2 separate regions of the Homo sapiens genome follow, and region 1 is linked to region 2. The links are chromatin contacts, found by Hi-C or POLR2A ChIA-PET in ENCODE. All regions are on one chromosome and are shown on one strand. The core of a region is the stretch at or near the end of the contact, and the rest is flanking DNA. Distances in the headings are between cores, read along the strand shown. Region 1 holds the start of PAIP2B (poly(A) binding protein interacting protein 2B). Region 2 holds the start of RAB1A (RAB1A, member RAS oncogene family).

Region 1 (2,916 bases), core at 26-2,525, 6.1 Mb after region 2:
AAAGGGAACAGGGAATGTTGTTTTTGGACAGATTCAATGCTGTTATTATCCCTTCATAGGTTGGGTGTGATCGAATCACACTGTGCTGTACAACTAAGTATGTTCTATATTTTATGACAAAGTAGGGTAGCCAGGCCCTTACACTACAAACTCCCAGAAACCCCAGTTAAGCTGTTTAAAGTATAATCCAATTCAATTTACTGAAAATAATAGTAACAAAATTTAAATCCCTTGCTTCTAGTTAGCCCTTTTCAACTGCATTTTCAGCAATTACCACCAAAAGAACTGCATTAGGACAAAGATTCTAGAGCGGGTATAATGGTCAAATGCCATTTGAAGGCAAAAACAGTCTACCAGGAACAAAACATTAAAGTTCCCAACCTTGCCAAACTCCCTGTTCTGCGTATTCTGCCTCTCTCAGTTCACCTTCCAGCTGCCTGGAAGAGGCAAGTGGAAAATGTTAGTTTTCTGGAGAGATGAGAATGGAATTTAGGGGTTGGTAGGGGGTGATGGGCTCACTCACGGACCGCAAGGCACAAGAGAAGTGGCGAACGTCTCCCAGGCAAATGAGGCATGAAGAATGAGGGCTGGAGTCAAGGGGGAGATGGAGCAAGTATAAAAAGGCAGAGGACGCGCAGGGGCCGCGAATAGGGGAAGGGCACGACGCGCAATCCCTCCCGCTCCAGCCCGGGGAGAGGGGCGGGGGATGCCGCGCGGGTCAATTTGCCTAGCATTGTTGCACCTGGGTAGAAATGGGACTCAGGCCAAGAATTCGGTTCGAGTGTTAGGAGGACGCTGAGGGGAGTCAGGAACTTGGGTGGGAGTCGGGGGGAAACAGAGCACCTGTGCGGGGGGGAAAGGGACGAAAACCCCCTATTGCTCCCGAGGGGCAGGGGCTGACCCCAGCGGACGCCCCTTTTCGCCGATGGCCGCGACGTGGGACCCCGCGCGCTTTCCCTCCCTACAGGAGCTCGGGCAGGCGCGTGCCGCCCTTCACAGCCCCGACGGCGGCAGAAAGGGAGGCGCAGGGCGCCCCCAGAGCCGGGAGAACGGCGTTTCCCTCGAGTCCTTTCCCCAGCAGCCCGGGCACCCGAGCCCACCTGGGCTAACCAGAAGCCCCTCCTTCAGATCGTACTCTGCCACTCCTCCGAGAGCTTAAGCCGTTGCCGTAGAGGTCGCCGTCGCCACAACAGTCTCGGCCTTTAGTACCAAAACGTGAAGCACAGCACCCGAGAAGCGCCACTACCACTTGCCAGGTTATCTCTTACTGCACACTGCCTCCTCGCCCCGCCCCCGAACCCAAGCCATTGGTTGCCGGGCACCGCCCCATTCGTCTATTGGGCCAAAGAAGATGCCGTTCGGTCACCTAGAATGGCATATGTGGTTTTTATTGGTCTAAATGTGAAGCAGTGCCCGCCCACTCCCTCAGAAGTTTCAGCTTCTGATTGGTTTTAATGTCTGTCTTTTCTCTTCCTTCATTTTTTTTTTCCTGTGGTGGAACACCTCCTTGAGGGAGATGCCGGCTCTGATTGGCTGAAAGGACGCTACGCTAGCCTGGGATAGGCATTGGGCCAAGGATGCGCCCGGCCCACTCGTGGGGGAGGAGACCAAGGCGCCGCACTCTGGGTTTGTTTACACAGGCTCTTGCTCCCGCTTCGTCTATTGGCTGAGCTGGAAGCCACTGCCACCGAGTTTTGCCTGTCAGCCTAGCAAGGAGGAGGGTGGGGGTGGGCCTCAGTAGGATTTCCCTCAGCTGTCAATTACCAAAGGAGGAGCTTTGATTCAGGCTGCTTTGGACCTGGTGCTATTCTCTGTAGGGAAAATTAAGGAATTGGGCTCCTTGGGAGGCTGGAAGGAAGCAAAGGGACGCTGGAAGGAAGCAGACGGATGCTTCCACGTTTCTAGAAACAAACCTAACTTCTTGAGTGCTTTAAAAAAATAAAACTTGGCCGGGCGCGGTGGCTCACGCCTGTAATCCCACCACTCTGGGAGGCCGAGACGGGCGGATCACAAGGTCAGGAGTTCTAGACCAGCCTCGCCAGTATGGTGAAACCCCGTCTCTACTAAAAATGCAAAAATTAGCTGGGCGTGGTGGCGGGCTCCTGTAGTCCCAGCTACTCGGGAGGCTGAGGCAGGAGAATCACTTGAACCCGGGAGGCAGAGGTTGCAGTGAGCCAAGATCGCACCACTGCACTCCAATCTGGGCAATAGAGTGAGGTTGCGACTCAAAAAAAAATACATCAATAAATACAAATTAAAATAAAACTTTATTGCCTCCCTTGGATTTAGAATGTCCAATCTGCTTGCAAAGGACTTCGAATTGTATTCCACAGGAAGTAGGGATTTCTTTGTGGAGCTCTTACTTTATACATTTTTCTCTCCCCCCCACCTCTCAAGCTGACTGTATACATGACACAAAGTTAGGGAATTGCAGAATGAATGGAAAAAATATAAAAATGAAAAAGATAAACTCAAATAACAATTATAAATATTAGCTGTATACTTTGATATGGTTTGGCTCTGTGTCCCCACCCAAATCTCATTTTGAATTATAATTCCCAATGTTGGGGGAGGGACTTGGTGGGAGGCGATTGGATCATGGGGGCAGATTTCCCCCTTGCTGTTCTCGTGATAGTGAGTGAGTTCTCACAAGGTCTGATGGTAAAAAAAGTGTGTGTCCTTCCCCCTTAGCTCTCTCTCCCTCTTGCTACCATGTGAAAACGTGCTTGCTTCCCCTTTGCCCTGATTGTAAGTTTCCTGAGGCCTCACCAGCCATGCCTCCTGTACAGCCTGAGGAACGGTGAGTCAATTAAACCTCTTTTCTTTATAAATTACTCAGTCTCAGGTAGTTCTTTATAGCAATGTGAGAATGGACTAATACATACTTCATATTAAATGATATAAGTAAATAAATAA
Region 2 (3,144 bases), core at 450-2,949:
CTCAAGTTCACCTCCGTTCAACTGTGCAAAACCAACTTTGTCCTTGGAGCCCTTGAAAAAAAATTTTTTTTAAACTGTCAACACAGCAAATGTCACTACAAGAACACTACCCTCAACTTCTAAAACATGAAATTCTAATAAAATACTACGGTTTCTGTTTAGTGCAAAAGATTTCAGCTTCAAGCCACACTATTACAAAACTTGTAAGCATTTTGCAAGAGCCATGTGACACACATATGACAGTCAGCTAAACTGGTGGGTGGACCTTTTAGGGGAAAATGTCTAGCAGTAATTGACCAAACCAGCAAATAAACTCAACTTTTACAACAAATACTGATGTTCCCCCATCCCTCAAAGGCCTTTGACACTGAAAAGGAATACCAATTCGGTCTCTTCCAATTATTCATTACTTTACATGCATGTAAACTGTAGAGGAAATTTTTAAAGGGCCATTGAGGAGAGCCCAACAAACTCTACCCAAGGGAAGTGAACACCAGTTCCCAGGAAAGGTGCCAGGTGTGTCACATCTGCTGTGGTGACTTCTTGAGTAAGCAAGAAAAAGAAATGCATTAACTTTTCATGACACGTCATGGAACCTCATTCCCTATCTGCAAGCATCCAAGCAGGTAATCCAAAACCTACATACAGATCTATCATAGGTCCCGTTCGTTTCTCTTTCAACTTGACAGCAAGCTTCCTTTAATCTGCGAGTATCAAAAAGACATTTCTTGGCTTTAGTTTTTTTTTTTTCCCTTGACCCACAGAAGACAAAATGACTTAGGTGTCCTCTTTAAAAAAAAAAAAAACAAAATTCTCACAAATGCCCAGGTTTTTATAGGAGGGCAATGGACCCGGCGAGCTCTTAAACAACTCCTCCAAGACACAACTCAAAAAGAGAACTAATAAATGTTCAGTTGCTTCTCACCATCTACTCATTCCCCTCAATCCCACGCAGTCCCGAAAAGCATCCATATTACCTGAAACCTGGCGGGGAGGATGGAAGGAGAGAGAGCCAACAAGCTCAGGATTTACAAGTAAAGCTGGTTTCTACCCCGAAGATCCTGACAGCTCCGCAGAGTGCGGGCGCAGGGTCTGACAGTGCCCTCTAGAAGGGCTCTCCCACCCCATCCCCTCCCCTTAGAGACAAGTCCTCCTTCAAAAGTCACTGCCTCCGAGAGAAGATACCCCTTCACACCGCCCCAGGCCCCTCGGCAGGCTTCCTCAGCACCCGCCCCGCAGTCAGGCCCTCTAACCTGACCCGGTCCAGGCCCGGGCGGCTCACCCCTCCGGCCCGACCCCTCCCCCGCGCGGCCGCCCCTCCGCGTCAGACAATGGGGCCCGACTCCCGGCCGCCAGCCTCTCCTGACCCATCACCCTCGCCTCACCCCAGCCGATGCCCCGACTTCTGCCCCAACCCTCCTCGACCCCTTTAAGATCCCCCAAGCTGGCCCACGGACCCAGCCGACCGGTGCTCTCCTGAACTCACTATTCGGGATTCATGCTGGACATGTCACTGCAGCTGCCGCCGCCGCCACCGCCGCCCTTGCTGCCGCAGCCGCCGCCCTGACTCTCCGCGCCACGGGTAATCGAAAGAAAGGAATGAGATAGGCTGTTCCGGGAGAGCAAACGTCTTCCCCTACTCCGTCCCCTAGAACACAATCAGCAGCCGCCGCCACTCAGCTATCGCTTCCACCCAAAATGGCCGCCGGCGAACCAGGAAATAGGGAAGCCTTAGACCGAGGGGCCTTTACACGGCCCAGAGGGCGGCCGCACCGCCTGGCATGCCGGGAAAGGGAGTCGCGAGCGCGGCTACGCGAGCTGAGGACAGACAGTGCGACGCAAGGCCAGGACTCAGCTTCCCGCCAAGCGCCGCGCCTCTGGGGCATGCGTACCTGAAGGGTTGTCGCCCGCCCCATTCCCCACTCCCTCACCTCCCCACCCTCGGCCCCTCCCTGCTCCCCTCCCCTCTGACTCGCTGGCTAGGACTTCGCTCGGACTCCCCCTGGCGGATTGGCTAAGGCCGAGCTGCCCTAGTGATGTCATCAGTGAGACGTGGCAGCCGGGCGAGTCAGCGCCCCACGGGGGAGGGGGCGGAGAGGGGCGGAGGGTGGTGCCGGCGGCCGACGGAGGCTGGGGGTCGGGGGAGGCAAGGGACCGGGGGGAGTGGTCAAACCGGAGGGACTGCCGGGGGTGCGGGGGCGGGGAGGGGGCCGGGGTACGAGCGTGTCGGCTCCTGCCTCCGTTGCGGCTGTTGCTGACCTGACCAGCTTGAGGCTTGCGCCACCCTGGTGGCGCTGGTTGGGGGCTGGTAGGAGGACGTCCGCTCTAAGAACAGAAGGGAAGTCAAGGGGCTCCCTGGACGGCACGGAGCGGTTCTTCTCGTCACTCACCCATCCCCACCTGGGTTCGGTCATCGTCCATTGTTGGCCCCGCGCACTACCATTTTCTTCTTAGATTTCTTCCCATTCTTACTGTGCCCCGCTCTTAACTCGTCAGCCTGGCTATTGCAGTAGTCTCCAAATGGACTCTACCTCTCTCTCTCCTCTCCGCCCCAGCCCATTTGCACACACAGTCGGATGTATCTTTCTGAGACAGCACCTGCATCGTGACCCCACAACCTTCAATGGCTCCACATCCCATGGATGGGAGGGACACAGCCCAGAGCCAGCCTAAAATCCAATTCCTACCTTCGTCCCGGCCTTCAGGTTGAATTGTAATGTATTATCTTTTAGTTGCTACTAACCCTGAGCCATTCTGCAAGACTGGAAAATAATAAGCAATAAAAATAGGCAATTCATCACTATATAGTGCCTACAATTTCTGGGAGTAATATTAACTCATTTTTAAAAAACCTATGGCCTTAACAGCTCTCTTTAATCAGCTCAGGAATTTAAATCTCCGCTAAACTTTAACACATTATCTTGAGTTATTTAATTACAAAGGGCATAGTGTAATACATTGTCCAAAGTTTATCTTCCAACTTCTAAGAACTAAGAAAATTGTCTCCTGAGACTTACTGCAGAATCACTTTAAATTCCTACAACGCCAAAATATAGAAAGAAGGCACTTATTTCTACCCATACACTAATTACACCCCTTAGCCCTCAAATTCTGCCATGGGCCTTAGTTGATGAACTTATCAAA

Evidence for each region. Hi-C counts contacts between places; a loop is a spot of excess contacts on that map. ChIA-PET counts read pairs that join two places held with the same protein, here RNA polymerase II (POLR2A). Pooled maps may share reads with other maps.
Region 1: a pooled map shows a loop between it and region 2 (17-fold over the local background). The contact joins the promoter of PAIP2B here to the promoter of RAB1A in region 2. A Hi-C loop is called at or near these places in 6 of 50 pooled maps. POLR2A ChIA-PET finds 5 or more read pairs at or near these places in 2 of 52 experiments (T-cell and activated B cell).

The regions. Positions count from the first base shown.
Region 1 is chr2:71,225,828-71,228,743 of GRCh38, forward strand. It overlaps PAIP2B (poly(A) binding protein interacting protein 2B), which reads right to left and starts at 1,276. Exons shown (of 4, transcript NM_020459.1): 1 at 1,101-1,276. RefSeq lists enhancers at 706-1,206, 1,422-1,561.
Region 2 is chr2:65,128,407-65,131,550 of GRCh38, forward strand. RAB1A (RAB1A, member RAS oncogene family) reads right to left here and starts at 1,700. Exons shown (of 6, transcript NM_004161.5): 1 at 1,487-1,700. The coding sequence starts at 1,509. RefSeq lists enhancers at 968-1,482, 1,479-1,738, 1,483-1,996 and silencers at 1,299-1,348, 1,849-2,198.